Linked DNA regions of Homo sapiens: regions 1 and 3 are each linked to region 2. Evidence: chromatin loops called from intact Hi-C (ENCODE). Cell type or tissue: CD14-positive monocyte. All regions are shown on one strand. Links, peaks and the distances in the headings refer to the core of each region. The heading gives the core; the rest is flanking DNA.

The links. Hi-C counts contacts between places; a loop is a spot of excess contacts. Peaks named below come from ENCODE experiments on the same cell type or tissue, not always from the same donor. Only the 100,000 strongest peaks of a DNase experiment are listed, where the experiment ranks them.
Region 1: a loop joins it to region 2, with 12 times the contacts of the local background. A loop is called at or near these places in 2 of 110 quality-filtered maps.
Region 3: it touches region 2 in a loop (3-fold over the local background); 2 of 110 quality-filtered maps call a loop at or near these places.

The regions. Positions count from the first base shown.
Region 1 is chr7:41,863,943-41,875,069 of GRCh38, forward strand. No RefSeq gene overlaps it. Among named protein-coding and RNA genes, the nearest start is that of INHBA, 170 kb to the left of the region's middle. RefSeq lists an enhancer at 6,683-6,732. In CD14-positive monocyte, for the core only: no CTCF peak of the experiment used is centred there; DNase peaks (open chromatin) are centred at 5,339, 6,359 and 6,729; H3K4me3 peaks cover 1,377 bases; H3K27ac peaks cover 2,324 bases.
Region 2 is chr7:41,772,342-41,783,468 of GRCh38, forward strand. It overlaps INHBA-AS1 (INHBA antisense RNA 1), which reads left to right. Exons shown (of 4, transcript NR_027118.2): 3 at 555-653; 4 at 4,500-7,037. Among named protein-coding and RNA genes, the nearest start is that of INHBA, 75 kb to the left of the region's middle. In CD14-positive monocyte, for the core only: no CTCF peak of the experiment used is centred there; DNase peaks (open chromatin) are centred at 5,870 and 7,780; H3K4me3 peaks cover 1,450 bases; H3K27ac peaks cover 3,067 bases.
Region 3 is chr7:41,881,937-41,893,063 of GRCh38, forward strand. No RefSeq gene overlaps it. Among named protein-coding and RNA genes, the nearest start is that of INHBA, 180 kb to the left of the region's middle. RefSeq lists an enhancer at 1-52. In CD14-positive monocyte, for the core only: no CTCF peak of the experiment used is centred there; a DNase peak (open chromatin) is centred at 4,525; H3K4me3 peaks cover 692 bases.

The DNA of each region.
Region 1 (11,127 bases), core at 3,660-8,659, 92 kb after region 2:
ACTTTTATAACAAACCTGGTCTCATGATAACTAACCCACTCCTGAAATAATGGCATCAATCCATTTATGAGGGCAGATCCTTCATTACTTCATCACCTCTTAAAAATCTCCACATCAGTTAAATCTCAATATGAGTTTTGGAGACAACAAACATTCAAACCATAGCATTCCACCGTTGGCCTTCCAAAACTCATGTTCTTCCCACATACAAGATACATTCATTCCATCCCAATAGCCTCCAAAATCTTAACTTGTTTCATCACTAACTCAAAAGTTCAAAGTCCAAAGTTTCCTCTAAATCCAATATGGGTGAGACTGAAGACATGATTTACCCTAAGGCAAATTTCCTCCAGTTGTGAACCTATGAAATCAAAACAAGTTATATGCTTCCAAAATAAAATGGTGGTATAGGCATAGGATAGACATTCCCATTCCAAAAATAAAAGAAATAGGCGAGAGAAAAGGAGTAAATGATCCCAAGGAAGTCCAAAACCCAACAGAGAAAACAACATTAAGTCTTAAGGCTGGAGAATAATCTTCACTGACTGCATGTTCCAAATCGTGAATACACTGGGCCCCCAAGATCTTGGGCAGCCCTGTTCCCATGGCTTTGCTGGGCTCAGCTCACACTTCAGCTTTCTAGAATTGGAGTCTTGTGCCTTTATCTCTCCCAGGGTGGCATTGCATGCTGGCAGCTCTACAGTTCTGTGGCCTCAGGGGTGGTGCTGCGTCTATGGCTCCACTAGGCACTGCCTTAGTGGAAACTCTCTGTGATGGCTTTACTCTGTGCCTGTGGAAAGTTTTGGCCTAGATACCTAAGCTATTTGCAACATTCTTTGAAACCTAGCTAGGGAAAGCCATGCCCCCACAGCTCTTGTATTCTGTGTCCCTACAGAATTAGCACCACATGGGTGCCACCAAGGCTTACCACTTGCATTTTCTGGAATGACAGTGATGCAGGATTTTTTTGGTGCTGCTTCACCAGGTGAAGACCTCTGCAGCTAGCGACATCTCTGCCCAGGGCCTCACTAGGCTCCAGGTTTGCTGCAGGAGGTAGCCCACCCACTGGGCCCAGCAGGCTGCTCTTGACTTATGCTTCGGCCTGGATTTGCATGGTCTGGTGAGGCCCGGCATGGGCCAGGCATGAGGCTGAGCTGGGCATGCCATCACCTGCTTCTGCTTTGAGTGCTGGCATCTGAATGAGGGGAATGTGGTGGCGCCCAAAAAATTCATAGATATCAGTGATCCCAGAGCCCCATAGGGCATGTTATTCCCCCATCCACAGCTCAGTGGACAGGGACGTGTTAACAGCTCTTTCAGTCCCATCACTTCACTCAGGCCCGTGGCTCCTGGGCATGCCCAGCCCCACCACTACTTCCTGTCGCTTGGAGTGGCCACCCGGGGGAGGGCAGAGGGCTACAGTGTTATAGCCTTTCTCACACCCATGTTCAGAGGATCCCGAGTTCTTGTCCCACATCCAAGAAGAATGAGGTTATGCTGACAACCAGAGGGCAAGCAGGGTGGATAGTTTTATTGAGTGACAGCTCTCTGTGGAGAGGAAACCCAAAGACGGCAGCACCTTTCCTGGAGTTGGGTAGTCCCCCCAGCCTGAAGGCAGGTAGTCCCCAAGTATGGCTGAGTACCAGGCTTTTATGGGCTCAGAATGAGGAAGTGTGTGCTGATTGGTTAGTGAGTATGGAAAAAGGGCTAAAAAAAGGCACTCCTCAAAGATGGACATGACAGTGCAAAAACCAATTAGGGAAGGGTAGGTATATGTAACACAGGTGAAGGGTGGGGATCAATCAGAGGAAAGCATACCAAATAGGAAGAGAGGTTCTCAATCCAGTCTGTGGATTTATCCAATCCACAGCTTGGTTTTCAGGCTTGGTTTTCAGGCTTTAAACTGTCTTCAGCTTGAAGGTTGGGTTTCACCAGGGAACTGACCCTATCTGCCTAGACATTTGACTGCTTCCTGCCACTATCTGGGGCAGCCAAGGAGCACTACACTGGGATACAGAAAGCAAAGACTTGAGGCACTTCTGGGCAGTAAATGCGTGGAGGGCACCCTGAACCTGTCTCCCAAAACCTCTGCCTTCTTAGAGCTCTGACCCTGGAATGGGAGGGGCAGCCTCAAAGAATTCTGAAATACCTTCACAGTCTTTCTCCAATGGTTATGATGAATAACACGCTGCCTCCTTCTGTTCTTGGGTATCTGTTTAGCAAATGATTGTGTGGAACACACCCTTGAATACTTTTTTGTTCTTTACATGGCCAGGCTGCAAATTTTTCAAATTTTTCTTTTCTACTTCCCCTTCAACTATAAATTATGCCTCTACATTATTCATTTCCTCTAGCATCTTATTATAAGTGGTTAAAAGTAGCCAGGCAGCAGCCTAAAGGCTTTGCTGGTTAGATAGTTCTTCTATCATATATCCTAGTTTGCCACTCTTAAACTCCATCTTCCATAAAGTCATCAGACATGGATATAGTTCATCCAATCTCTTTGCTGTTTTATAACAGAGATTGTTTTGGCTGTAGTTTCCAATACCTTCTTCTTCAGTTACACTTGAGACCTCTTCAGAACCACCTTTACTGTTCATATTTTTATCAACATTTTGGTCACAACCCTTAAGTAATCTCTAAGAAAATTCTGATTTTCCCTAGTATTCGCTTCTTCAGAGCCTCGCCAGAATCATCTTTAACTTTCCACTTACAGCAAAACAAGTTTTTTCTAGCCTGTTCCTCCAGACTCTTTTAGCTTCTATCTATTACTCAATTCCAAACCTGCTTCCACATTTTCAGGTATTTGTTATAACAACAACCCCACCTAATGGTACCAATTTTATACCTTAGTTAATTTTGCTGCTATAACAGAATACCACACATTGGGTAATTCATAAAGAAATTTATTTCTCATGGTTCTTGAGGCTGGAAAGTCCAATAGCATGGCATGAGTACCTCGTGAGGGTCATTTTGTGGCAGAAGGGTGAAAGGCAGAAGCCAGCACTCAAGACAGAGAGAGGAAATACGGCCAAACTCACTTTTATAACAAACTCAATTTTATAATAACTAACCCACTTCTCTGATAATGTCTTTAATCCATTCACGAGGACAGAGCCCTTATGACCTACTCACTTCTTAAAAACCCCATATCAATTAAATCTCAATATAAGTTTTAGAGGAGATAAACATTCAAACCACAGCAAATTGTTTGTTAATTTTTTGTTGCTGTTTTGTTTTTTGTTTTTGAGATGGAGTCTCTCTCTGACACTCAGGCTGGAGTGCAGTGGCATGATCTCAGCTCACTGCAACATCCACCTCCCAGGTTCAAGCGATTCTCCTGCCTCAGCCTCCCAAGTAGCTGGGATTACAGGCATGTGCCACCACATCCAGCTAATTTTTTGTATTTTTAGTAGAGACAGCATTTCACCATGGTAGCCAGGATGGTCCTGATCTCCTGACCTTGTGATCTGCCTGCCTTGGCCTCCCAAAGTGTGTTTGTTAATTTTTTTAATGAAGCAAAGTGCTATTGTGAAACATATTCATTAAGCTTTGTAAATTATGTTATTAAGTCAAATGTGTAATTTTCAATGTAATAATTCACATTTCAAGAAGACCATTGGGCAAAATTCTCTCAGAGAAAGACGGAAAAATTTTACCCCTGTGGAAATTCTCATGGGAATCTAAACAAAATTGTGGATGCTTTTATTTGGTTGGTAAGAATAATCCCACCTCAAATGTTTAGCAAGGCAGGGTGGTTCTTCCTAAATGTCCTGGACACTTCTGAAAGTACAACCCTTAAATGAAAATCATACCCCTCACATTTTCATTATGACAAACATCAGCTCTGACCATAATTTGCTTGCAGTGTTTCCAAGCAAAATACAATTTTATGAGGGAATTGCAACGAAAAGAGGAGGTTCTTGCTAAGGATCCTGTGAAACACAAACTCCTCTGTTAGATCATTTTTCTTTGAGTTCTTACTCTAAACATAATCTAGTTACTTAGTCAGAGGGGTGGGTAAAGTCAAAATCAGACCAATTTTAGTCTAATACCATCAGCAAGAAGAAAGAGGTGCTGGGATCATGTGGGTGGGCTTTCAAATTGCCTTTTCAAATGGTTTCCCTGACAAATGGCTGGAATCCAAGCGAATACACATAAAGGAAGTATCAAAATAGCAGTTCCAAAAGCTCCCAAATAGGGACTATTTATGGGCCATTCTGAAATGCTGTAGCTGACACCAATTACAATGAGACCATGCTTTTGAGAGTTGGCATGAAAATAGAATGTCAACCTTTAGTGTGATTTTTAAGGCTGAAAAAAGTGCAGTGATGTAGAAGCTACTTCTCCCAAGGCAGAAGGTACCTCTCAACATGGTACTGCTGGCAAAGTGAGGAACCATTGGAAAGAAATCCCTTTGGAGTGGAAAAAGTGAAAAGATACCATTTCCTTGAAACTGAGAAATTCTTTGAATTTATAATTCAGATTGTCACATGTGTTAACTAGCCCTATCTTTATATTTCATAATCTCTTAGAGAATTATCACTATGTAGCACTTGTATGGTGTATCATTAATTTTTTCTTTAATCCAACACTCATTGAGCATCTTCCACATGTCAGCCATTATGCTAAAAGGTGGGAATGGAAAGATAATTAAGATATAGACCCTGACATCAAGGTGTTTACTGTCTAACAAAGGAGAGAGATGTCCCCCAAGATGACTATTCTAAAAAGATGAGTTCTGCTAACAGAGTTTCTCAATCTTGGAACTATTAATATTTGGGGCTGGATATTTCTTTCTGTGGAGGCTATGCTGTGCATTGTAAGATGGTTAGCAGCACCCCTGGCCACTAGCCACTAAATGCCAGTAGCACCCTCTCAGTGTGACAACCAAAAATGTCTCTAGACATTGTCAGATATTCCTGGGAGGCAAAATCTCACCTGGTTGTGAACCACCATGCTAAAGCACATCCAAGGAATTTTGGAAAGACAGAAAATGGAGTCCTTATTTCATGTAGGGAGTCAGAAAAAGCGTTTTTTGAGTTAAGCTCTAAAATTTATTTATTCAGCAAATATACTGAGCATCTACCAGATGTAAAGTGCTAGATTATTCATGAAGTGATTTAGGAGTTTCCTAAATAGTGGGAAGAGTATGTACCCAGAACAGCACCATATGTTCAGAAAACTACAAGGTGTTTGATAGCTATGGCCTGTGATATATGGGATGGTCAGTAGGAAAATGAAGCTAGAAACTAAAAATGCTCCAGTTTAAGAAAAGCCTTGGGCTTCATGCCAAGGGGTTAGGAGTTTGGGGTTTACCCTGTGGATGATGAGAGGTTACTAAAAGATATTAAGCAAGAGATTCTTATGGATGAATCACATTGACTGTTACACAGTTGGTAAAGCAGTCTATTGAAAAGTCAAACATCCTGTCAACTACTACCTGCCCTACAAAAAATGACCATTGTGTCTGAGTTTCCTCACTGAATGAATCTCACAGATGATCTCTCAGAGCTGAGTTTCCTGGGTTTACAGATCCTTAAGGAAAATTCATTTCTGCTCCTTCCTATGGAAGACTTGCCTTTCCAATAGCTGTGAGGTGCAACATTATTGCCATGTGCACTAGAAGTCCTGCCATCCAAGCTGGAAAAGGAAGAAACATAGTTGGAGGAAAACCCCAAATGGATAAAGCAATCTGCAGAGCCTAACTATTTTACCGATGCCCTAATTTCTAACTTCCAGAATATACATTTTTATTTTTGAAAAGCAAACTTTGCTGCTTGAATCTAGTTTGGATCTAGGTGGTTTGGGGCAGCCTGCCAGGCTCACAGATTAAGTGAAAGTCATTACAAAATGTTTTTACGCACATGGGAATCACAGGGATTGTTTGGTGCTAGTTTGGCTCTCCACCATTAATTTTAATTATCTCAAAATGCAAACATGCTGAAATTTCCAGCAGATGACATTATTTTCTCCTTGACATCAGACATAAAAGGAAGAAAAATAAACATACGACAGTGACAACATTAAGCTGGTAGGCATTTTTCTTTAATATTTCAAATTCAATTCCAGACCAGATTCTCTGTTTTGTCCTAGAGATTAGGGTAGGAAGATTGTCGTCTTGGTCTGATGAAAGCCTTGCCTTTCCAGTTAGCTTAATTAAAGGAAAAAGGGAGGAAGCCAGGAGGAGAACAGTCTGGTTTAGATCAGGGTCAGAGGCTTGGTTTTTACAAACACACCACAGATTCTTGTTGTTTTATGTTTTCAACATTTTTCTGGTTCTTGGTAGAAAGTCCAGTTCCGTTTTCAAAATGAACTAACCCCGTAGGTCCAGTGACTTGGCACTTTTTTTAAGTGTTTGGTGTTTCTGATGACAGCAGACCAGAGCCAGGAAGATTGTGTAGGTTCCCACATAGTCTCAGGACACGGAGAGATGATGGGTAGCTACCATGGTAAACTAGCAATGTGGGTACCCTAGTTCTCAAGGTCTATAACTAGTACCAGAATTAGATCATTTATCAAAACTTTCTTACACCATTTAAAAATTAATGTGTAAATTCTATCTGCTGTGGAGACTATGTTCATGCTAAGTCTCTTTACTTCCTCTTGCTATGTAATATGTCGTTTACTGTATATTACAAGAAATGCTAAGTGTGTTCAGCTATATACCTAGGGTAACCAACTCATCCTGACTTGTCTGGGACTTTCCTCATTTGCCTAAGACCTTTCTGGTTTTAACACTGAAAGTCCTCCATCCTGGGAAATCCCTCCATCCCTGGTAAACCAGGATAGTTGGTCACCCTAGTTGACTATATATCAATTGCATATATACATTATATAGTTGGTGGTTGAGAAAAGCTAATTAGTCACAGCTGTTTCTTATCAAATGAAAGAAGAAAGCCTTCTCACTGTGACCACAAAAGGCTAAAACACACAACTATATTTTACATGTGACTAACACATTGAAAATAACCAAATATTAAAAAGGCTTTTTAAAATAAATCAACTTTATTGATAGTTTGTTTACAATAAAATGCATTGATTTCAAGTGCAAATTTCAATGAGTTCTGACAAATATATACACCACATAAACACCACCACAATCAAAATAAAAACTTTTTTTTTAATTTAAAAGTGCCCCCTTCCTAGTCCATTTCCCACCCCTCTACCCTGGCATAATTCTGTCATCAATTTTCTGCTAATAATTTGGAAAATATCAATTGAAGAAATTATTTTTAAGACTATGATTACTAAAAGAATTGATTCAGAAAGAAGAAAAAGAAATAAGCCAAAAACTATGCAATACATTTTAAAAGTTGGAAAACAGTGTCAGATGGTTTAAAGGAACTTAATTTTCAGGCCATCTGAGTTCCTATAATGCATAGAAAAGGATGGGTCAATTCTCAATTAATTTTCTTAAGCTAGTAGTAAAATCTGACAATGAAATAAAAGAGGTCAAGGGAAGAGAGAGAGAGACTGAAACTAGAAGCCAAATGCATTTGTCAATTACATGTAAAAAGTCTAAATCACATTATATCCACTCAATTTCAACAGTATATTAAAAGAATAATACAACATAATCTAAGAGATTTAATTCCAGGAATTAAGGAGTTATTTAATATTAGAGTTAACCTATTGGGGTAATATATAGATCAGCTAGTCTATCTTATCCCCCAAATCTATAAACTTAATGCAATTTAAATAAACTACAAATGGAATATTTTTCTTGAATTTGACAAATGAATTATAAAATCAATCTGGGAGAACAAATAGGCAAAGATAGCAAATAAACTATTGGAGCGGGAATGAAGAAGGGAGAAATTGATCTGCAAAATATGAAGTATTATGATGAGAAAATTTAGTTCTGGTGCCAACATAGAGCAGTGGGACAGAATTAAAATGTCCTAAAGAGATGTATACAAAGAAGGGTGGCATTTTTCATGTTTCTTGCATCTAAGGGAGCCCATGTGACAAGTTCTCGCCAATGGATGAAGAATGCTGCTTTCAGGCTGACCTATAAAAGGTCCTGTAGAACCTTTCATGCTCTCTCTTTTCTTCCTCGCAGCTCACAGTGAAGGACCCTGAGAGGGCAGAGCCATGTGATGGAATGAGCCATGATCCCTGAGTCCTCACCTCAGGGAGAGATGTGCAGAAGAGCCACCCAAGTGGTGATGTGCTGGTAAACATTTAGTGACCCATTTGAGGTGTGGGGGGAGGCTCTAACTGGTAACATTTGTTAATTTCTGTAATGCATACTCCTACTAAGGCTGCTTTTAGGCAACCAACGTGATGTCACTGAACACAGTTTGGAATGGATGCACATAATCAGTTCTCATGATCCAGGATGAACCAGCCCTAGCATACCACTGCCCCTAACCCACATATAACTGTGTCATCATTTAAAAATAAACATATTGGGTTAAGCCTTTGAGATTTGGGGGTTGTTTGTTATAGCAACTAGGTAGTGTTAACCTAGCTAATATAATCCAGTACTTAGAAAATTATGAGAAGCAATCTACTTCATTTTAGTGTAGCTGTTACATCAAAATTTGACAATGTAATAGAGGAAAGAAAACATAAACAGTCCTTTGTAAACATGAACAATTAATGTCTTACATAAGCTTTAAAGCTCTTAAACAAAACCCAGTTAGTCAAACAAGCAACAAACAAATATTTGTGTGCAAGTTCAATTTATTGTGAGGATGCAAGAATGATTTAGAGTTAGAAATTCCATTCATAATTTATCACAGTAGGTTCAAAGAAAAAAAGCATATTAGCATTATAATAGGTCCTGAAAAAGCAACACCCATTCTCCACGTTGAAAAAAAACAACAAAAACTCTACTAGGAATAAGTGAATGTTTGTTTCTATAATATGAGAAAGAATATGGATACTAAATAGCCAATGTCATAATTCATGCTAAAATATGAGAATTTAGAATCAAGAGAAGGATGTCCCTTCTTTTTTATTTTATTTAACATTGTTCTGAAGTCCTAGCTATGCAAATTATACAATGAATGGAAGTTCAATAATTACTCTGGGAAGGAAGAAGAAACAAATCACATTATTTATGATTATACATCCAGAAAACCCTAAGATTCATGGAAAATCTATTAGAACAAACATGTAAGAAAAAACACACAATAGCTGTTATATCCTGCCCAGTATCTTTCAAGCCTAGAATGGAATTTGAAGATGCAAGATGTTTCCACATAAGCCTGTTGAAGATGCAGACAGAGCCCAGAGTAAGGAGGAGGTGTCTTTGCCTGATTCTCCCTTCTCTCTTTCTAGCCTGCGCATTTTCATTCTTCTCCTCTCCCTCCTGTCTCTCTCTCTCTCTCTCTCTTTTTCTCTCTCCTTCACAAACACAAACATACAGCCCTTGGGCATCTGCTAGATAGAAGGAGAATCAAATTCTCTGCTCTTTTCTCCTGCTTATGGAGGAAAATAGAGGTGTAGACCTGACAAAGTGTTTGCATTTGATTGGAAATATTTAAAAAAAAATAGCTAATTTTGAAACTTCCTCTGGATTTTCCTGATTTTAAGGATGGGGCCTTTTTTGGCTTAGCAGATCACTCTGATGAGTGTAATGCCAGGATGGAGTATAGTGATCATATTTGGAAGAGAATACACATAGAGAAGCTCAGAGATTGATGTGATCTGAAGAACAAAAATCCTCAGCATTAGGAACAGCCAGATACTGGGGAGAAATGGACAAGGACCTGAGCGAGAGGAGAAGAAATTGAGTAAGTCTGGCAATATTGTGGGAGAGTTGGGTTAGGAGAAAAGGGTGCAAAGCAAAGCAAAAACCCTACTAGCCCATGTAGCTTTCAGAGCCAACTGTTCATGAAAGACGTCTGCACATGTCTACTTTGTCTCCTCCAATTCACACTTCAAAGAATTCCAGTCTAGTTTTCTCCCCAGAGACATCTCTGATCCTGCCCTTGTCCAAACCGACTACTACATCCATACTCCAAATCCAAGATTTATTTTCTTGGCCATTTTATTTGACCTCTCAGTGGCACTCAAGGCAGTTAATAATACAGTCAGCTACTTGCAATTTCTTGCATAACTTCTCTGCTCTCCCTTCCTTTTCACAGCATACCCCCTCTTGGTACACATTGCTGGGCAGGACAATCCTAGTGTTGAAAGTTGGTGGAGTTAAAGTACAATAAAAATTACATAAAATAATAAATTTCAAATGCAGTGACATTGAATACAGATCATGGGGATCACTGATCTAAAGTGATCCTAGACATGAGAATGGACTAATCTCATTTCATAAAAATGTATACTTTATGTAGAGTTTAATTTAAATTATGGTGTGATATCCAATAATAGCATCTCTCATTGGGACACCCTGGGTTCTTGTCTGTACAAGAGAGAGAAAGAGGGCAGGGAGGATGTGGTCTAAAACCAACTGATGCTGATCTGATCAACTGTTGCTGATCTGCAGCCCCATTTGGGTAAGATGTAGCAGATGGGGGAAAAGAAAGCTCCCAGGAGGGAAGATGGAAATTCCAGGATGCCTCATGTTGTCTGGACAAATGAACCTAAAGCCAAAAGGTCAGCTTGATTTGCTCTGCTACAGACTTAGAGTTCTCCGAATGCACAGGGCACACAGATAAGAGTCCTTCCCTGAAGGCACCATCGCAAACAACCCCCTCCCCCCATCAAGAATTCAAGAATGCCTCTCAAGATCTCCTTTCTGTTGTATCCCTGATCTACCCCTTTTTGCTGCCTCCAGAGCCCAGCAGTACGTTTTCTTACTCAGATAAAAATTCACCCCAGAGCTATCCAGTGTGGCCACATGGAGTGACATGAGGGTTCAGGAGGCTCAGAGCCCTGTTGAAAAGTCAGTTAATGAAGGTTTTATACCTGGCATTGTGGAGACACCAAGCATCGCAGATGCAATCCTAGTCATGGAGGATATAACCGTGTACTTGGAGGAGACCAGTCACACATCTGAAAAAAGGAGAATATGAGTGCAAGGGAACATCAGTAAAGCTTCAGGGATTGTGAGTAAACAGGGCACAGAGATGAACAGGGCACCACCCAGACAGGGGACTAGGATGACTTCATTGAAAAATGGGACTTGACCTGGACTTGGAGTGGCATGTAGGATTT
Region 2 (11,127 bases), core at 3,016-8,015:
GTATAGTGAACACTGACCATGCCCATGTGTATTCATCTAAGACATCATATTTAATAGTGGAATCGTATTCCATTACATGCAGGTACCACAATTTAGAGGTGGACATTTACAGTGTTTTCATTCTTTTAGGACAAATATCGTTATCATTAATATTTGCACACACTCTTAAATAATTCCTCAGGTGACAATCTAGAAATAGAATTGCAAAATCAAAGACGTATGTCTATCTATTAACAAAATGCCCAACAACAATATTATACTAGCTTATGTGACCACCAGCACTAAGAAAGACTTCGTTTTTTTTTTTGTTTGCTTGTTTTTAACCAGTCAGTTAGATTTCTTTCATGAACTGCCCCTCACCCCAATCCCATTGTATTGTTCGTATGAAGCAGGCTGGCTACGAAGAACATACGGCTCTGCACTTCACTAGCCACATATATCTGTAGTTCATGTTTAGTTAACAGGGATACTTGCATATCCATTGTTGCCCTACGCCTTTCAGAAGCTTGGCCACATAAACAGGAATTCATGGAGGGCTAATCTCTCCCTTACAGGTACTTCGAATTTCATTGTTGCATCGAGCCAGCTGATTTGGGAGTTGAGTTCCTGGATAGGCATACTATCCACAGTGTTTTACCAGAGTGAAATCACAGGTGATATCATTCTATATTAAGAGAAATATAAGTGTCCACTCTGTGAAATCTGTCACATGTATAGAAAAAGGATACTGTCTTTTTTTTTTTTTGAGACGGAATCTCACTCTGTCACCCAGGCTGGAGTGCAGTGGCACGATCTTGGCTCACTGCAACCTCCTTCTCCTGGGTTCAAGCAATTGTCCTGCCTCAGCCTTCCGGGTAGCTGGGATTAGAGGTGCACACCACTACACCCAGCTAATTTTTGTGTATTTTTTTAGTAGTGACAGGGTTTCACCATGTTGGCCAGGCTGGGCTCGAAATCCTGACCTCAGGTGATCCGCCTGCCTTGGCCTCCCAAAGTGCTGGGATTACAGGCCAGCATGAGCCACTGCACGCGGCCTACTGTCATTTTTTTATTCTGTCTCCTTTCTATGAGGAGCCCTGGGGAAATTGTCTTTAGTCTCACTATAAGAAATAGTTGTTCTTTTCCTGAACTAATTTTATTTAATTCTATGGCTACTATGACACTTTAAAGACATTTTTAGGAAAATCAAGTTTTGGCCCACATCCAGCAAGAGGAAAAGATTTCATGGTGTACATTCATGTCACTTTTTCATTCTGGCTGAGGGCTACTTTGCTCAGCCTTTCATATATTCCCTTCCTTCCTTCCTTCATTCCTTCCTTCCCTCCTTCCTTCCTTTCTTCCTTACTTTTGACAAGGTCTTGCTCTGTGGCCCAGGCTAAAGTGCAGTGGCGCCATAAGGGCTCACTGCAGCTCTGAGCTCCTGGACTCAAGTGATCCTCCCACCTCAGCCTCCTGAGTAGCTGGGACTACAGGCACGTGCGACCACACCCAGCTAATTTTTGTACTTTTTGAACAAGATCTTGTCTTTTACAGGGACATGAATGGAGCTGGAAGAAGTTACCCTTAGCAAACTAACACAGGAAGAGAAAACCAACTACCGCTTGTTCTCACTTATAAGTGGGAACTGAATGATAAGAACACATGGCTGATAAAGGGGAACAACACATACTGGGGCCTATTGGAGAGTTGGGGGTGGGAGGTGGGAGAGGATGAGAAAAATAATTAATGGGTACTAGACTTAATACCTCGGTGATGAAATAATCTGTACAACAAACCTCCATGACACACATTTACCTATGTAACAAACATGCACATGTACCCCTGGGCTTAAGAGTTTAAAAGAAATTTTTTTTTTTTTTTTTTTTTTTTACTTTTTGTAGAGATGAGGTCTCCCTATATTGCCCAGGCTGGTCTCAAACTCCTAAGCTCAAGTAATCCTCCCACCTCAGACTCCCAACATGCTGGGAATACAGGCACAAGCCACTGTGCCCAGCCTCATATATTTCCTTTTTTATCTGAAATACAAACACATCTTTCTTGTCCTCCTTGAGTCCTCTTTTAAGTAAGTTTGGAATAAATAAATAATATTTATTTTAGGTTGGTACAAAAGTACATTACTTTTAATGGCAAAAATCACAATAACTTTCGCACCAATCTAATAATATAGAGTGACCAAAAGATAAATCCCTTAAAAATAAGAAAACTGTTGGGAGGCCGAGGTGGGCGGATCACGAGGTCAGGAGATCAAGACCATTCTGGCTAACACAGTGAAACCCCATCTCTACTAAAAAATACAAAAAAGTTAGCCGGGTGTGGTGGCAGGTGCCTGTAGTCCCAGCTACTTGGGAGGCTGAGGCAGGAGAATGGCATGAACCCGGGAGGCGGAGCTTGCAGTGAGCCGAGATCGCACCACTGCTCTCCAGCCTGGGCAACAGAGCAAGACTCTGACTCAAAAAAAAAGAAAGAAAGAAAAAGAAAAAGAAAAGAAACCTGGGGATGAAGTAGCAGGCAGCTTCTTTCTAGGCATAGAGGCAGATAGGAGTGCCTGGCATGAAAAGGGCTAATAATTGGGGATAGTTAAAGACATTTAGATGCCATCACATTTCAGTTTGGGCTTTTTAACTGGAAAGATGCTTTGCTTTGCAGTTCTTTAAAGGAATCGCAAGCTTTGTGATAGAGGAGGGGGGCTTAAAAATCCCTGTGCGCTGTTTGGCTAGAAAACAACGTGAGGCCCCAGTGAGAAGGCGCAGAGGGCTGCGTGCTTGGGATCAGCTAGCTCTCAATTCCACATTCCAAAAACAGAATGACTAAGATTCCCTCAGGCTTTTCCCTACAATGGTCAAGAGGGTCTGAGAGGGCAGGGCGAGAGGCTGGACAGGATCTTGATGGGTGCTGGCCAGGGGAAGCTGCGTCTGTGCCTGGAGCACTCCTTGCTCCGTGTTTCTTAGGAAGTGTGGAGGCAAGCACGGAGCAGGAGGGGAGGGCGCAGAGCATCGCTTTCTCTGTGGCAGTTGTTCATTTTCCACAGTCCTTGTTTTAGACTATTTCTTCAATTGATGAGTGATTTTGGTTTTTTTTTTATTTTAAAATGTTTAACCAACAACTAAAAATCATATGTATTCAAGGTTATAACATGATGATTTGCGATACCTATGTATAGTGTAATGATTACCACAATCAAGTTAATTAACATGTCCATCACCACCCACAGTTACCCTTTGTGTGTGTGTGTGCGTGTGTCTTGAGGACACTTCAAATCTTTCAAACTTCAGCTAAATATACAGTATTATTAATTATAGCCACCATTAGACTTCCAGAACTTATTCATCTTATAACTGAAACTTTGTACCTGTTGACCAACACCTCTCCATTGTCCTCACCACTAGCCCCTGGCAACCACCATTCTACTCTCTATTTCTACTGTCTTTTCCACATATGAGTGAGATCATGCAGTCTTTCCATGTCTCACTGACTTCACTCAGTATCATGCTCTCCATGTTTGTCCGTGATGTCAACCAATAGCAGGCTATTTCTTTTTATGGTTGAATAATATTCCATCATATATATATGTGTGTGTGTGTGTGTGTATATATATGTGCATATATATGTATATATGTATGTATATATGTGCATATATATGTATATATGTATATATGTGCATATATATGTATATATGTATATATATGTGCATACATATGTATACATATGTATACACACATATATATATATATACATATCATGTTTTCTTTATCCATTTATCTGTAAATGGACACTTAGGTTGTTTCTATATCTTGGCTGTTATGAATAATGCTGCAATGAACATGAATTGAAATACTGATTTCATTTCTTCGGACATATATTCAGAAGTAGGATGGTTGGATCATATGGTAGTTCTATTTTTTAATTTTTGAAGGAAACTCCATACTGTTTTCCTTAATGGCTGTACCAATGACATTTCCATCAACAATGCAAAAGAGTTCAATTTTCTGTTAAGAGTGATTTTGAAGGCTGGGCACAGTAGCTCACATCTATAATCCCAGCACTTTGGGAGGCGTCCCAAAGTGCTGGGATTATAGGTGTGAGGCAGGAAGATCACTTGAGCTCAGGAATTTCAGACCAGTCTGGGTAATATAGGGAGACCTTGTCTCTACTAAAAATTTAAAAAGTTAGCCAGACACGGTGGTGCACACCTGTAGTCCCAGCTACTTAGGAGCCTGAGGTAGGAGAACCACTTGAGCCCAGGAGTTCATGGCTGCAGTAAGCCATGCTTGCACCACTGCACTCCAGCCTGGGCAACAGAGTGAGACCTTATCTCAAAAAAAAAAAAAAAAAAAGAGTGAATTTGGACTTATCTGTTTTTAATATGTATAAAATAATTTTAAAAGAGGGACAGTAAATTTTTAAAAAAGGATTGAGTTGGGTGAAGGCTGTGGTACTTGTTCCTGGTTGCATATGCACAAATACCAAATGCCATGCTTCTTATTCTTCTCTTCATTCAGGATAGGCTCAGCTGTAACAAACTATATCAAATCTCAGAAGCTTCAAAAGACTAAGGTTTATTTCTCACTCATGCCACCCGTCTACTGAGGGTCATGCGGAGTTCTGCTGAGTGATGTTCTCCATCCAGGATCCCAGCCAGGATCCCAGCTGGTAGAGCAGCCTCCACCTGGAACATTGCCTAAGATATTGGAAGGGTACACCAAGGCAATGGTGAAGCTCAAAGTGGCTCCTAATGGCTGGCCAGAATCAGCCTTTGTATCTCCTTGGCCAAAGCAAGTCTCATGACCACAGCTAATTCCCAGCAGGTGAAGATGTGATTTCTTCCATCCAGAAAGACAGAAAGCCAGAACATCTTGAACAGCTCTGGTGACTATCATATCCTTTTCTTCTAAGCCAAATATGAGATTCTTTTATAGCAGCTATGACATTCAAGGAGCTCTTACAGATGTCCCCAATACTGTCACAGTGGAGTTTATCTTACAGAATTGGGCCACTCTAAGTGACTACCTGTTGCCTCAAAGGGTAACAGGTCTAACAGAAAGAACTGTACTCCAGAATTGTAAGTCTTCTAGATTCTGCAACTGGAAGAGTAAGTGGATAAGAATAGCCAAGAACATGTGAAAGAAGAATTTGTGGAAGTTAATTTGTAATGAGGACAATCATAAATTCTTCCTGAGTTAGGTCTCCTTATCTGCAAAGTTCCCATCTGCCAAGGGGACAAGATACAACATGGGAATCCCAATGGATGCAGAAGGGAAGTAGAGGTAAATTTGCCTCTTCTAGCCACACAATATCTGGTAGAAGAAACGGAGAAAAAGGCAGGGGCAGACAACCAGAGGGAGGGGTAGTGATTCTGGGGAAAACAGAAGGCAGAGTATATTCATTACAATTTAATAAAACTATAGGAGGTGACCCTCTTGAAGGCTGCCTCCACACCCACCAGTCAAGGCTCCATCAATGTAAACTAGCAATCCAACATGGTAGTGCCCAGAGAGCCAAGATTATTTATCATGTTATGGACAGATTGGCATAGGCCCTGAGGGGTACTCAAAGGCCAGTGGGACTGCTTCAAGGCCCTTGTGTTGGGGTGGTATCCAGCATAGCAGACTCCTCTAGGTTGATATCCTGGGCCAGAGGGGACAGCTGGACAGTGTCACATTGGTTCTGACAGGTGCATGGCACTTGCATGAGCCAGACTGGGGCTAAGTCAGCCAGGCAGGCTGTCAGGCCCTAATCACATCAAGGATGGCCAAATCATGTTCCACTAGGGACCAGCTTGAGCTGCAAATGACCAATAGGACAAATGATGTCATCCAGAGGACCCAACCACCCGGATCTGAGACACAGTAAGCCTCCATCATCCACCCAGACATACGTTAGGAAACTGAAAGAGGAAGACAGGAGCCTCCAAAGATTGGGTTTTTGTGTAGAAGGAACTGAATAATTTAAAGAATGTTCAGTTTATGAGGTCAGACTGAGATGAATGAATGGAGATAAGGTGTCACGAGGAAGATCAGCTCACTGAGAGCAGTAGTTCTCAACCCTGGCTGTACATTGCCCAATGCCCAGAGCTTTCAGAAAATACTCCCCCCCACCCCAAACCACAACTATTATGTTGCAATTGCTGGTGGTGGGCTTAGATCTGGGCGTAGGTGCATATGTATGCAAGGACACATATGTACGTAATTTCTCCAATGTTTATAATGTACAAATATGAATTATCTAATAGAAATAAACAGTGTCACTAAAGGGCATGCCCTGGCAGATCCTCAGGGCTGGTGGAATTGGCTCCAGAACTTTTGCTCTTGGCTCCCATTCCCCACTGGGAGAAGCCTGATACCTGACTCCCTGAACCTGGCCTTTGGCTTCAGACTCTGAAGTCAAATCCCTTCCTTCTCCCTCTGGCTCAGTCTCCATCGACTCAACTAGTCCTGCCACCTCTTTTCTGCTTGGCCCAGCCCTAGCACCCTACTCACTGGTGTAGCCATTATAGGCAGCTCAATGTAGACCAGTCAGCGTTTTGGCTGGAAAATAGACAGATGTAGCTGAAAGAAGCTGATGGATCTTTCTCAGGACTGGCAGTTACCCGCCATGAGGATGAAGGCCACATGGGGTATAGTCAAGGGGTGAGCACACGTCCAGTGAACTGGCTGATTCCTGCTGTGGCAGGTGCAACCTGCAGGCCCACGGATGTCAGATCTTCTACAGAAGGGAAGCCAGAATTCTAGATTTTTATCTGAAATTTACCAATATTTAAATACCAGTAAGGAATTCATTTTTTATTACATTGTATGTGCCAAATGAAAAATAAACCTATTTATGAGTTAGTCCCAGCCCCAGGCTCCGGCCTTGGCCTCTGGAAAGCCTCTGAAACAGTAGGGATTGCGGGAAGAAGGGTGTGTGGAGGCCAAGGATCTGCTGCGCCTTTCCAGTCAGGTGGGTCACAATGAGATGGTTAAGTGTTTGAGCAGACTGTGACCACACTAAAAGTGATGCTTCCCCTGGGGCAGTTTTACAATAAAGATAATAAAAACCAACAAAAAAAAATGATGATTATAATTTTGTTTTGCATAACTTCTTTAAGGAGGCCCTCAAAGCTTTACAGAATACTTTAACCCTTTCAACGTCTCTATGGGGGAGGAATATGGAAAGTGATATCTTCATTTTTATAGCTGGAGAAACAAATGTTGGGGAAAAAGCTACTAAACGACCAAAAATCTCACATTTTTTTCAGAGGTGGATAAAAATCTGGGCTTAAGGACAATATTTTGTTGGTTATTTTGAATCCACTTAAGAAAAATTTCAACATGACTTATTTGCTCACATCATCCCTCATAATTCTTACATCCCCTCCAGCCATCCACTCACATCCCCTGTGCCCATTTTTCTGGGCTAAGTTCAGGTCAGTTGCTTTCCATGAAACCTTGCTGGGCTGTCCCAGGTCTCAGCTGACTCTCCCTCCATTCTCTGCACCCTGGTATTTAGCATGAGGACAATTCATATCACAATTAGTCTTGCTTGGTCTCCCGACCAATTGCTCTACCTACTGCATTGACACTGTGTTATTGCTCTGCGTTTTTATTGTGCTTTTTAAATGCTGCTCAACTCCTGGTAACTCCTTCAAGGTTGGGATAGAATTTCATACAATGGCTTCTGGGTCCCTCTCAGGGCCTTGGACAGAGCAGGCCCCAGAACATATTTCTCCCATTGCTTCCTTTATCTTAGCATCTGCTTTCAGTTCTCTAAAACAATAGAGTTAAGAAAACAACTGGGTGTGAACCAGCTCCTTGCCAGTTTTATGAATTGCACAAGTCTCCAACTTCTCTGAACTTCAGTTTCCTCAACTGTAAGTTGGCGATAATAGTCCCTACTTCCTAAGGCTGTGGTGAGGATGATATAATTTAGGGTATATAAAAATGCTAGAACATCACCCTAAACACAGTTAGCATTCTCTACATGTTAGCTGGCTTTTTCGTTTGCTTGTTTTTTATTTTGTTTTGTTTTTTAAGACTTAACTTTTTAAAAGCAGTTGTACATTCACAGCAAAATTCAGAGGAAAGTAAAGAGTTTCTCATGTCGCTGCTGCCCCTACATATGTGTAGACTCCACTATTATCAACATCCCCTATCACAGGGGTCCGCAACCCTCAGGCCACAGAAGACCGGTACCAGTCTGTGGCCTGTTAGGAACTGGACTGCACAGCAGGAGGTGAGCAGTGGGCCAGCCAGCATCACTGCCTGAGCTCCACTTCCTGCCAGATCAGCACTGGCATTAGATTCTCATAGGAGTGAACCCTATTGTGAATTGCACATGTGAGGGATCAAGGTTGCACACTCTTTATCAGAATCTAATGTCTGATGATCTGAGATGGAACAGTTTCACCCCAAAACCATCCCCCAAACCACCTGTCTGTGGAAAAATTCTCTCCCCCACAAACTGGTCCCTGGTGCCAAAAAAGTTGGGGACAGCTGCCCTACCAGAATGGTACACTTGTTACAATTGATCTACCTGCTGCATTGACACATCATTCTCACCCAGAGACCATAGTTTACATCAGGGTTCACTCTTGGTGTTACACATTCTATGGGTTTGGACAAGTGTATAAGGACACGTATCCACCATTGTAGTGTCATACCTCACTGCCCTAAAAATTTTCTGTGTACCTCCTATTTTTTCCTCCTTCCCCTCAAACCCCTGACAACCACTGGTTTTCCTTTACCAGAATGTCATATAGTTGGAATCATACAGTATGTAGCCCTTTCCAATTGGCTTCTTTCACTTAATAATATAGGTTTAAGTTTCCTCTATGTCCTCTCATGGCTGGGTAGCTCTTCCTTTTGTGATGAATAATATTCTGTTGTCTGGATGTACCACAGTTTTATTTATCCATTCACCCCAACAGACATCTTGATTGCTTCCACATTTTGACAATTATGAATAACTCCAAACCTGCACCCATATGTGAGTTTGTACATGATCATGAGTTTTAAACTCCTTTGGGTTAATTCCAAGGATTGCTGGATCATATAGTAAGAGTAGCTTTAGTTTTATAAGAAACTGCCAAACTGTCTTCCAAAGTGGCTATACCATTTCAAAATCCCGTCAGCAATGAAAGAGAGTTCCTGTTGTTTTACCGCCTTGCCAGCATTTGGTATTGTCAACGTTCTGAATTTTGGCCATTTGAATAGACATGCAGTGGAATCTCATTGTTGTTTTAATTTGTATTACATATAGTGTGGAAAATCTTTTCATATGCTTATTTGCCATCTGTACATCTTCTTTGTTAAAGCGTTCGGCACATTTTTAAATCTGGTCGTTTGTTTTCTTATTGTTGAGTTTTAGGAGTTTTTGGTATGTTTTGGATAACAATCCCTTATCAGATAAGTCTCTTGCAAATATTTCCTCCCAGTCTTTGGCTTGTCTTTTCATTGTCTTGTCAGTGTCTTCCACAGAGCAGAAGTTTTTAAACTTAATGAAGTTCAGCTTATCAATTATTTTTGAATTATTCTACATTCTTATTATTAGATTAGTGTCAGAAGGTACTAAAACTTGCCCTAGTTGAAATGCAGCAGTAAACTTTTTATCTTTTTAGATTCCACACTAATATTTTGGGAGTTTCATTTTATGACATATTCTCTGGTTTTGGATTACTTTCATTCATCCATTCTTTAAGAAAAAAAAAAAAACTTATTTAGCACTTACTATAGGTCCAACATAGGGGAAACCACAGTGAATAAGATAAGCAAGATTCCTGCATCCACAAGGCACTTCCAGTCTGGCAGGGATGAGGATAGTAAACCAATTATTATAGGTGGGGTAAATTTTGTAAATGGAGAAAAAGCAAGTGCCATGAAGGGCATAGCAGAGGGGACTAACCTGATCCAGAGGGTCTTAGAAGATCTCCCTTAACCTCCAAAAATCTCCATAAAATTCCCATGACAATATAAGGCCAAGGGATATTGGTATTAGCAGGAATGCTCCAAGCTTTAAGGCTTCGATGGTTGAAATAAATTGACCAAAATTGAAAACAGTAACAAGTCCAACAGCTTGTTCACTTTTGCCTGTGAAGTTTAGATGAAGACAAAGAAGGAATTACTGAGAGCCCAGCTACACAGCATCACACATGCCAACCACCCTGCCATGTCTCCAACAACTTGCCACTCAGGAAGTGGCAGAGATGGGAAAACTGCAGTATTGGCTATATATTCCAGAAGACACCTATATGCACCATAAGAACCAGGACTTCTCATCCTGGGCAGCTATCAGAGTATAGAGGTTTTTGTGTGTAGCTGGGTGCCCTCTGACAGGTGTTCTCAGCATCCCTCTATTACAATTACAGTCCTTGTCCTCTTCTTGGCTTATCTCTGAGCACTCCCCAGCAATGACCAGAGTGGAAGTATCAGAATAATAGTGGAGACAGAGGAGGAGGGCTTTGCTGGGCTGTCACCTAGAAATTACCATAAAACAGATTCATGCTCAAGAGCCTGGGACCTCACTTCCAATGCTGCTTTTGAGCTCCTGGTCACCCTGTGAGTTATGTATCCACCTTGGATACCTCACTGTCACCTGTCTAACTTACCATGACACCTGGCATTGAATCCCAAACTAAACATCTTTTGAGGTTACAAAACATTCCACTGCCCTCTTCTGCTACATAACGTTTCAAAATGTCAGCACTTTTCTAGCTAGACTTTGGCCTAGAAATGGAAGTTCACACATGCTAAGGGAATGGCTATTGGTTTAATAATTTCAGTCCTACTGGAAATACCAAAGTTGTCTGGGCCTAGTTCAAGTCATAATAATATATTTGGGCTTGTTTTTGACATTTTATGTGAAACTCTCCAAAAGCCCATGGAAAATAAGAACCCACTAAACCTCTTCATGCCCTTAGGAAGGAAAAGGAAGTTTTGAATTCTTCTCTCCCGGTTATAAATATTAAAGTATATGCAGAAAGAAAAATAAACCGTTGCTTCATCAAGTCTCCCTGGTTGCTAGGAGCTGGAGGCCAGCACGGCTGAAATGCAAAAGGGAGGATTCAATGTGAAACGGACAGCAGGAAGGGCCAGGCCTCACAGCACAGATCATGGCGGCAACCTTGATCTAAGAACAAGGCTAAAGAAGGGCGTG
Region 3 (11,127 bases), core at 2,618-7,617, 110 kb after region 2:
TAACAGTAGGTGCACAGAGGGGAAGTCGAAACAGAAAGGGGAAGCAGTCTTAACCAATTATGGCTAAATATAGCTCACTTTTAATACATTTTACAAAAATATATGACCATGTGAACACATTGCAAGGTCTTCCCCCAGCTCTTGTAAGGGACCGTGCAAGTGAGGCCCTGAGCTGAAGTTTATTAGTTTATTAGCTAACAGGTAGATCTTTCTCTGAGGACTCACAGATCTATCTGGTGGTCTGACTGCAGCTGAGGACCCCAATCTGGAGTAATAGTAAATAGCTGTAGAAGCCAAGGATCAGAGGCGAGGCAATGCCATTGTAGTGGAAGGGATACATTCGAATGGTAATTAGCAGGTGGAACCAAGATGATTACAGTTTGGAAGAGGACAGAGTTAAAAATGTGGCACCATCTAGTCTGGCACTTGCCCCTCTTAATTTATCCAAAACATTGAACAACACTTAATAACTTGTGCCAGGCATAGTGCTTGCTGCCAAGCAGAGGGGAGGGTGTGTGACCTGGGCTGTGAACTCATACTGGCCGGCTCGCTGTAGCGTCCCCTGCCAGCCTCAGCTCCAGAGGATGTCTGTTTCTCCTCTACTCAGTCAGCAAGGGATCTTTCTCTTTGTTCTTACGAATGAGGCCACCCATTAAGATGTGTCTAGATACTTTGGCTCCCAGGTCACACCCAACTATTGCCTCTTTTTGATCCAATATATACTTTTTCCGTAAACTGGTCAAAACCCATACTTACACAGAGATGGAAAGAGGAGTATAATTTCAAATTGCAAGGGGAAGCTGGATATAACTCAGTTTTTAAATCTCGAATGTATATATTTTTGGCCTGATTTCCCACTCTGAACCCCCAAATCAGTAAAATCACAAGGTGAATGCAAACAGGAAAGAGAAAGGAGAAAACATGTCTGCCAGCCCATAGATATGACCCTGGGGCCCTGGGGGAAAAGAGAAAGCAGGCACTTTCCCATCATTACGGCTGCACCACCGCAGTAATGATGCCCTGAGAACATGAAAGCCAGCAGTAGGGGAAACCCCACCAAACATTTGAGATCCGCAGTCTAGGGATTACTCCCCGCCAGGCACTCGATCTTTGCACAAATCTTACAGCTAACGTGCTCCTTTCACAGGAAGCCTTTACTGCTTCTCAAATAATCCCGAAAGGAGAGTTGCTGGATGTCCCATAATGAATAAAACTGCTGATAGGAATGGAAAAAGTTTATGAAGGATTTGTAAACCCAAAATACCATATGTGGAGTCAGAACGTTTTATTTATACCTTTGCCTGATACTTTGCCCGCGCATACAGGATTATGGAAGAAATATATGGCCGCCTGCTGGCCCAGAATTCTCTCAGGCCATCCCCACCGGCCTGCAGGGAGCGCCGCTGACCCTGGGCCAAACGTCCTGTAGCACAAAATTCCTTTCCAAGTTGAAAGGAAAAGTAATAGAGAGTAGAATTTAAAACAGCAAACATAGGCCCGTATATTTTGTTTCTGTTTCACTCTACAAATAAAAATAAACCTAAATGGCCTCTTTTGGCATAAGATTATAGGTTAAAAAATAAATCCACAGCATATTATATAATAAGATAAGAATAATTAAGACCAATATATTTCCTTTTAAGAAACTTGATGGATAACCTTTAAGATGTTTTGAAGGTTGTGTTCAGGCCACACACATGATAGGCAATATTTTATCTTTCTTTTTTACAAAGAAAGAAAGCTAATTTTGCTTAAAATAGTAGGAGGTCTATGGGTCTTGCCTTTACCAAAGAAATAAACTTTGTTAATCACACAAAATCATCTCTAACTATTTCAAGGAAATTAGAACAAAAGCCAAACAGGGAGGTCTGTATGCACATCCATTTGCAATGTCTGTGGACAGGGAGAAGGAGCTCAGTGGATCCTTGGTAGAAATAGAATCTTGTTTGCTGACTTTCTGTGATTCCAGAGCTCCTGTGGAACCCAGAGGCTGGGCGGGGTGAGGGGGATATAAAATCTACAAGGAACACAGAATTCAATTCCAGTCTGGGTTTTACCCCTACTTCTATTCAGTAGTCTATATGGGGCTTTGACCTCAGCAGATTTTCATTCCTTGAGCCCTCTTTTCCGTGACTGTGGAAATAGAATGAATGGGCTGCATGCAGCCAGCCTCCAGGAACAGGGAAAAGAGGGTCCTTCTCCTTCAGGAGTATCCCCTCCACTAAGAAGGGTGTAGAAGGAGCAGAAAATGTCCCACACTCCGAAGCTCTGCTACCACGTGGCCCTCCTTTTGGGGAGGAGCATGGTTGGAATGAGAGCGAGGTAAGAAGGTGAGACTGTCTACCATGAGCCAGCAATGTCACAGCTGTTTATCAGACATGCTGTCTGTTTTAATCCTTGTCACCGCCCCATGAGGCGGGCATTATCGCATCAATGTGAAGTGAACAGAGGCTAGGAGATCTTAAATAACTTACCTAGATCACTTCATGTGAGGGCTAATTCTATGTTAGGTTGGCTAGGCCACGGTACCCAGATTTGGTCAAACACTAGTCTAGGCGTTTCTGGGAAGGTACTTTTGAGATGCAAGTAACACTTAAATGAATAGATTTCAAGTAATGCAGATGTCCCTCCGTAATGTGATTGGCCCTCATCCAATCAGTGGAAAACTTGAATAGAACAAGACACAGAAGCCCCAGAGGAAGAGGGGATTCTGTGGCAGATCACGTTTGGCCTCCAGCTGCAAGCCCAGCCCTTCCCTGGGTCTCCAGCCTGCTGGGCCTGGCCTGTGGATTTTGGAATTACCAGCCCTCAATCATGTGTGAGCCAATTCCTTGAAATAAATCTCAATCTCAGTCTCTCTCAATCAATTGATCTACCTATCTATCTATACATCATCAATAGATAAACAGATCTCTGTATATATCCTATTTCTTTTTTTCTATCTTCCATCTATCTATCCATCTATCTCTCTATTATCTGTCTATCTCTACTATTGGTTCTGTTTCTCTGGAGAATTCTAACACACCATGCCACTACTGGACCCAGGATTCAAGTAAAATTTGGTCTGATTCCGGGGCTCATGTTCTTTTCCTAACACCTGGATGTTACCATGATTGACAGAGACTTAACAACACTATGCTTAATCTACTCCCTCATTCATTCTGGAAATATTTATAAAGTACCTCTTGTGTCCTTGGTTCTGTACTAAATTCTAGAAATCCACCAGAACAGTATAAACATGGCCCCTGCCCTCACAGAGCTCAGGAATGACTGCCAAGAAAACTTGCACTTCCAAGATGCAGTCAGAGTAGCAGCTCCTGGAGAAGCAGGGAGGAGGGCCAACTCATTGACAGTGGGATAATTAGTAGATATTTAAGTTGAAACCTTGAGAGTGAACTTGAGTTAGTCAAATAAGAAAGAGGAAGGTGATTCAGGCAGAAGGAATTGTGTGTGTGCAAAGATTCAGAGGTGAGAGAGAGTGAGAAACTGGAGGTAACCCACTAAACCTGAGGCTTTCAGGGTCCCAGGTTGAGAGGGAGAGACAGGTCTGGGAGTGAGCAGTGCCAGCTCTCCTTCTGTAGCCTGTGAGGGTCTGTTAAGGCTTTAGGGTAAGAAGAAAACACTGGAAGCATCACAGTCAAAGATGACTATGGCTTTCTCTAAGATCCCAGCCAAATGTGACTGTTGCTGAGGGTGAGGGGAAGGTTGGGAAAGGGGAGGGAGATGGAGGCCAGGAAACCTGCTAGGTGGCAGTAATTGCAGGTGAGAGTGGGCTTGGCCAGACCAGGTGACTGGCTTATGGGCTTGGGGACTGGGAGGAATCATAAGGAAGAAGCAATTTGGGGGATAAAGACGGTAAATGCACTTTGCGTTTGTTGAGTTAGGGATCTCTGTATGATGGCAGGGGAGAGCCATCCAGACGTCCCTCCTTCATCCCTGTTTATCTCTCTCTTCTCACTTCTCCTTCCTGCTCCAGGAAACTGGAGATAGGCTGGACGACCTAATCTCCTTTGGCCTGAGAATAATCAGGGCTATGACGACATACCAGGTCCTAAATCTCCACTTGCTAAATGGAAATGAACTCTTGCCCCAAATATTCAGCTTTTGCTTTTGCTGAGAATTTATTCAGCTGAAGACATATATATTGTGCAAAAATGTTAAAAAACACACAGGATCCCGCTACCTTCTTTTGACCAACAATGGCTCCCTGAGCACAACCAGGTCCTTCCCAGTGTGTGGCTGAATATCTGGAATAAAAATCCTATCACCTGCAGCACTAATAGGTCAAATGGCCCCAGCACAGCACTGCAAGCTTCCGATGACAAGAAGGAGAATTCCAGAACCCAGCCTCTTCTGGCTTCCTCCTGGATCCTGGCCCCCACAGAGCAGGGAGCGTCATGCCCTGAAACCTGCATTATGCTTCCAGAATCCCCAGGCTCAAATTTAACCAGGGCTTTGAGGACCACTGAGTGCATGCAGGCTTGTAAAGGATGACTCAGATTGTGTGAAACCCCGGCAGGCGCTGTCAGGAGCTAAGTGCTTTTGGCAATGGCTGAGGGGAAGCTGCCGACACAGGGGAAGAATGAGAAGAAGCTACAGCTCCTTGGGAAGATGCACAATCGACTTCCCCAGGGACCCTCAAACACAGCAGTGGAGATTTTCTCGGGGATGCTTTCTATGAACCCTTGCACCCTGGGCTGCTTCCAGAGGACACTATTACCACTTAAAATGTGTGTGTGTGTGTGTGTGTGTGGTGTCTGTGTCTGTCTGTGCATACAACATAGAAAGTAGGAAAACAGTAGAGAGAAGAGAATAATTATTTCTTCCTCTTTGTCTTCTACATTAAATCTCAGCATTACATTCAGAGAGCTTCCAAGATGGAATTAAAGGCAGGCAGTAAAATCATGTTTTTCTGATCACAAAACACTTTAACAGTTCATATTTTGCAGGTGTAGGTCCTAAATTGCTCCTGATTTGTTTGCCTTAGCTTCTGGGTGGGGCCCCCATTTTCCCTGGCTCCGGCTCCTTGGCAAGGCCTCCTCTCATGCAACGTGTCTCCATGAACAAGTAACTACCCAGGAATGTGTATTGCAGAGCAGGCAGCCCCTTGGCTCTGGGCCCTCCAGGATGGGGCAGTTTCTGAGAGCAGAGCCCGGAAGGCTCCCACATGGGGCTGCAAGCTAGACTAGCCCCTGCCGGGCCCTGCCGGGAATAACCTCTCCAGGGGCACTGAGATTCTCCTGCAGCCCTGGCCAGCTGTCTGTCTCCAGCTTGGAGAACTAGGCAGCTTGTTAATTATCTGATGGCTTCTCTGCTTGGGTTCACTGACTCTGTAGGCCACCTGTGGTCTCTGAGGTGCTGCCACAGCTCCTATTTCACCCCTCAACCCATCCCTGCCACTAAGCAACCTGGAAAATGCTGTCATAACAGCGGGATAGTAGACTCCTTCCCCTGCCCTTCCTGTGGCCAAATCCAGGTCTTTATCAGGGGTTCTTTCACTTCAAGAGACAGAAACGCTCTCAATCCAGCTCTACCCTAAGAGGGGAATCTTCTCCAGGGTCCTTTCTTCCCCTTATGGATGCTGCAGATCGTAGGACTGATTTTGTTTCCCTGTTCGTGCTGTGCAGAGCCAAATGTGTGGTCCATCTCCAGCAAATGCACAGGAAATTACATTATGCATTTTATGCAATAGCCTCACTTCTGGATTCATCTTTCACTCCTATTTTTATCTTCTCTTTGCCTTATTTCTTCACTTCTTTTAACTTAATTTTATCTTGCTGCTTTGGGTCCTTTGTGCTTCTCTAAAATCTTTTTAGCAACAAGGCTGGAAATCAGCCACCCAGTTAATCAGTCTAGTCCGCTAGCACCCAGGCTCCCCACCCACCCCAAAGCCTTCTGTAGAGCACTTTGAGATCAGTCTTCCTGGCCTCATTTCTTTATACTCTCCCTTTCCTAACCCTGCACTGAAGGAAGCAATTTCAGAATATAAATTTTAGACTTGGAGCTGGTTGACCTAGGTCTGTGACTTTGAGCTTGAACCTCACATTAGGTTCTCACAAACTACATGGAAAGCGCTGTAGACCTGCTCTGTCTCTCACTGTATCTTTTGACAAACTGCTCACACTTGGATTCCCAGTGTCTTTACCTGTAAAATGGAGCCACAGATACCAAACTCCCAAATGTAATGTGAGCAGAGCCTGCATCTCTCCTGACCATGCCCTTCCTCATGTTTTATCCACCTGTGCTTCAAAGTCAGGCTTGGACCCACCCCCACCCTCCTTTGTGAAGCCTTCCTTAACCAAGAGTAAACTACAATATGGGCATAGGGCTTTACAGTTTACAAAGTGCCTCATATACACAACCTCTTGATCTTCATGCGATCCTCTCAATCAGTCCAGAGAGGTGGGCAGACCTGACTACTCTTCCCTGACAGTTAAATACCCCACTCTCTTGACAGGTCCTTCTTTTTGTTAAGGTTCTCTATGGATGTGTGTCTTGTCTCTCTGACTATTTTCTAAACTACTTTGGGGTAAAGGTCACATCATTTATTACCTTCCCTGTGCCACAACATCCGTATCCAGAAATGTATCTACACAAACACAATTTGCCACGTATTTCATACTCAGAATAGAATAGACGTGCCAAGTTCTCAGCTATCCCCATTTCGAATACTGGGGCTTCTGATGGAAGGGGCGACTCCCCTGAGCATTGATGAAGGAGGGGAAAATCTATGAGAGGCAGGGAAAGGTTGATTTGATATCAGAGAAGTAGGAAGTCATTAAACATACAAGTACGATGGTTCACTTGCTCTTACAAGTAGCTAAACCAAGAAAATCCACAGCACTAACTTCTGGAAATGTAACTAATCCTCTCTCCTACTAAACTAAAAAGTAAGGTTTCTCTTCTACTTTTCAGGTTTTTTTCCCTAAAAAAAAAAAGTGCAAAGCCAACAGAATATATTGTTACTCTCTTTTCATAAATGAAAAACTGATCAAAAAGTGATAAGCCACTCCAAATGTCTCATGACCAGACAGGGGCCAAGTGAGCAGTTCCAGCTCTCCTTCCTAAACCTGAAAGTTTAGACTCCAAATGCAAGGAGCTACCTTACGAAAAACTTCTCCTGCTATGTTCAGTAGTTTACCCTTAGACAGAGACAGAAAATGAAAGTGTTTTTCCAGGTGGAACGCAACTGGGTGATGAGCTCTCTGTTCCACTTGTGTGCATGGGCCATCATCTGCCCCCTAAGACATGAGGGCTCCCTGTAGACCAGACACACACCACCAACCCAGAATGGGTGGGGTGTTGAGGATCAGAACTGCAGAGCATGGCCCTCTCCTGGCTAGAACAGGGCCCTTCATGCCTGGTGCATGTCAGCACACACAATCGGCCTGCAGAAGAAAAAATCCGTCTATCAATCAGCTAAGCAGCAACACCTCCTTCCTGTTCTAATCAGTCGTCTAGGGGCTGCCACAAGCAAGAGAGCAAAGCCAGCAAAGAAAGCCACCCCAAGCCCTGTGTTTCAGTGTCCCCTCCTCTCACAGTCCCCCTCTGCCCTGGCATGGGACCCACTTCATTAGCGCATGGTCCCGCTGAGCCTATTTCAGCTGGGCTTCATACCCTTCCACTCCCATCTCCTGATTCCACTGGAGCCAGGCTCCTCTGCACTCAGTCAGTAAACATTGAGTGACTTAAGTATTCATTAGCTAGAACACTTGAGGCCCTCAAGGGACTCAGGAATGAGTAGCAGCCTTCTGAAGGTCATGTCCCATCATCTAGGCAGAAAGCACTGAAGTGACTCAGACGGAGGGAACCTCAAGTACAACAGGGAGGATTGTGGCACTAGATTCAAATGGGGGCGAAATCACCTTAAGACTGTCTTATTTTCTTTGGATTCTCAGATATTAGCAATGGATATGGCACACAATGGAGATGGAAATTCAAAAAGGTGATAGTAATGGCTTACACTTATTGAGCACCCACTGTACACCAAACAATTTATAATGGAGTATCCAATCGTTATAATAACCTTCTGAGGCCTGTAGCATTATTCTTACTACTTACAGATAAGAAAACCGAGGCAAGATTGTTGAGTAACTTTCCCAAAGCTAGTAGCTGGTGGAGCTGGGATTTGAATCCAAGAAGGCTGGCATCAAAGCTCCTTTTCTGTGGTAGACACTGATAGTTGTCCCTATAACTATTCTCTCCTTCCTTAGTGATGGAACACCCATTTTCCTCCAGAATATTGTCTCTTAGAGTAAAAGACGTTTCTCAGCCTGCTTGATAGCTGGATGTGTCTATATGAATAAGCTCTGCTCTCTGCCATATGAGTAGCAGAGTGATATGGGAACTTCAGGACACTTCCTTGACAAGGAGGTGGTGTGCCCTTCTTTTTCTCCTCCTTCTTCCTGTTTGGAGCCTGAATGTGATTGCTGGAGTTCTAGAAACTATTGGGGACTATGAAGTAATGTTGGTAATATCAGACCAGAGAGTTACAAAGAGCCAAGGTCACTGATGACATCCCAGATCTGATGTGTCTACCTTCTCTGCCCGGGGATGGAAATTAACTTTCTTCTTATTTAATTCACTGCTGTCTGGTCTCTCTCATAATCTGACGAATAAACTTTCTAACCAGATCTCATGCTTTCCTGATTACTGGATTTAATCCTCACAACCATATTGTTAGGTGAGTGGCATCCATTTTATAGATGGGAAAATGGCAGCGTAGGGAAATTAGGCAACTCAACCGAGGTCACCCAGGGGGAGCAGCAGGAATGGGTACTCATGCCCAGGACAGCAGATGCCAGGTGAACATGTGCAGATCAAGGCAAGGCTGCCTGCATCAGAGCCCACCAGGGGATTCGCTGGTCCAGGAGTTCTGGGTGGGGCCTGGGAATGTGTACTAGAAACAACTTCCCACGCAACGTTAACACACAGCTGGAATCACTGCCCTTTCTGTGTTTTATGATTGTTGGACAAAAAAAAAAAAAAGGTGAATGGAAAAGGAAAAGTGAGACTGAAGTAACAAGAGTGGGAGCATGAGGGAGGATCCCTGTGGGTCAGACACACTCAGAGGGTGGGAAGGAGAGAGAGAGGAACAGCTTCAAGTCAAGAGGCTTCCAGCAGCTGCAGAGACAGGGACAGTCTGAGCCACAGCAGCTGGGACACAGGCACACTGGTCAGTTAAGGAGATCTTGGCTGGACACCCATAGCATTAGCTCCAGTATGAAATGCATTAGAAAGGACGAAGCTGAGTTGACTGTGAGCTGTTGTTCTCGCGGTTAATCCTAGACAAGGGAAGGGCAGGCTGTCTTTAGCTTCAGTACACACTGTCCACGTGGCTCAGCAAAAAGCTAGGGGGTTTCTGTGACCATGGCCGCTGATGGCTCCAGCCTCCTCTGCTTCTGTGGATCTGTTTTTATCATGTTACTGAAAGGGTGTTAATAGATGGAAGAAGAAAGAGAGCGTCTACTTTCCCGTTTCCTTTCTCTTACTAAGGCTTGTTTCAGTAGTGCTGAGAAATTAACTGCTCAATAACTATCAGATTCAAATTACCAAAACCTCATGAATTGAGACTAGCTGCAAGAAAATCCAAAGTATAGAATTTTTCAAATGCCATTTTATTAGTGAACAGCACATACAATAATGTGTCGTCTGTTAGACATTTTCAAGTGGGATGGAGGTGGCAGAGGCTCCAGAACCTCCCATACCCTTGTGCTGCTCCATCTGCACCCTTTGCTCTGACTTTGTCCTCCCTTTCACTTCCAAAAAGTTCCTGTTAGACGCATACACATAAGATGAGAACTTCATCTCATTCACTCAGTGCCACTACCCTTGCATCTTATGGAGAAAGAACCACTCATGTATGCCCCCTTCATGCAGTGCTGCTGGGTACTCCACATTGTGCTCAGGGCTAAGAGTACAACCCAGGAAAGCCTGACTCTTACCTCTAAAAGCCCACCGTGGAGTGTCCCATGAGCTTGGACTTACAATGCTACCCAGTGAGTGCTATCCAGAAGTAGACACAGTATATTTTGGGCGCACAGGGAAGAAATGAAAACTCCATCTGTGTACAGGAAAGGGCAAGAAGTGTTTTTAAAAGGAATTAGTTTTAGTCTTAAAATATGAATAGGAATTTTCCAGGTCAGAGGGTGGGCGGAGTGGGGTTTCCAGGAAGAGGGAAGCCGTGGGCATACGCACAGAGGCAAGAAAGCTGAGAAGGAGTTGGGACGCTGCAGATAATTGCGGGGGCGACCACTGCACACTGAAGGCCGGCTGGATCAGACAGGCCTCTCTAATTTAAGAATGGTATCTTTCCAAACAGAGAGGACAATTTTGCCTTCAAAATATCTCTAATTCTCACAGATATTTTAGTTAAAAATTAATTATTTCAACAAATGTGAACTAATAACCTAAAGTTCGCCTGGTCAGTAGATTTAAACATGGATCAGATCAAAATTCATGTTCAAATTTGGATGGCTCTGAGTCTTCCTCTGTCCTAACAGCCTCACCACCCACAACACACGGCCCGGCTCTCAGTGGGAAGCTTCCCTTGAGGCTAGTGCCCCCTGTTACCCCTGGAGACCCTGAAGGACACCTCTGACATGCCCCCTGCAGGCCATCTGCTGCTGCTTCATTCAGTGGTCTCCTGGCCCCTGCAGACTCCAGGCTGCCTGAAGTAGCTTCCAGCTGGCTCCTGGGGCAACAGCTCAGGGGTGGGTTCTAGAGTGGGAGAGTGGCCTTCTCTTTATCATCTTAGTCCAGAGAGGTGATGCTTACTCCCAAAACCTCACAAAATATACTTTGAAAGCAGCTCTATCAGCTTCTAAGTTTCCCTCTCCCCACAATGACCAGGCATGGCCAGGAAGCAAGCTGTTCTCATTCTCCTCTGGCCCCAGCCTGCTCACAGCATTGGTCCTTACCCCTTCTCAAGTGCAAGAAGAAAGCCTTCTGTGTATGTATGAAGGAAAACAAATGGGGAGGAGGCCAAAAAGCCAGAAGGCCCAGTGAGGGCTTGAATTCTGACTGGAGAAATGAGAAGGAAGGGGAAATATGGACTCTCCTCTCAGGACCTAGCAAAAGAACTGGAGAAATAAGATGCAGTGAGTATAAACATGAGCAGGGAGTGAA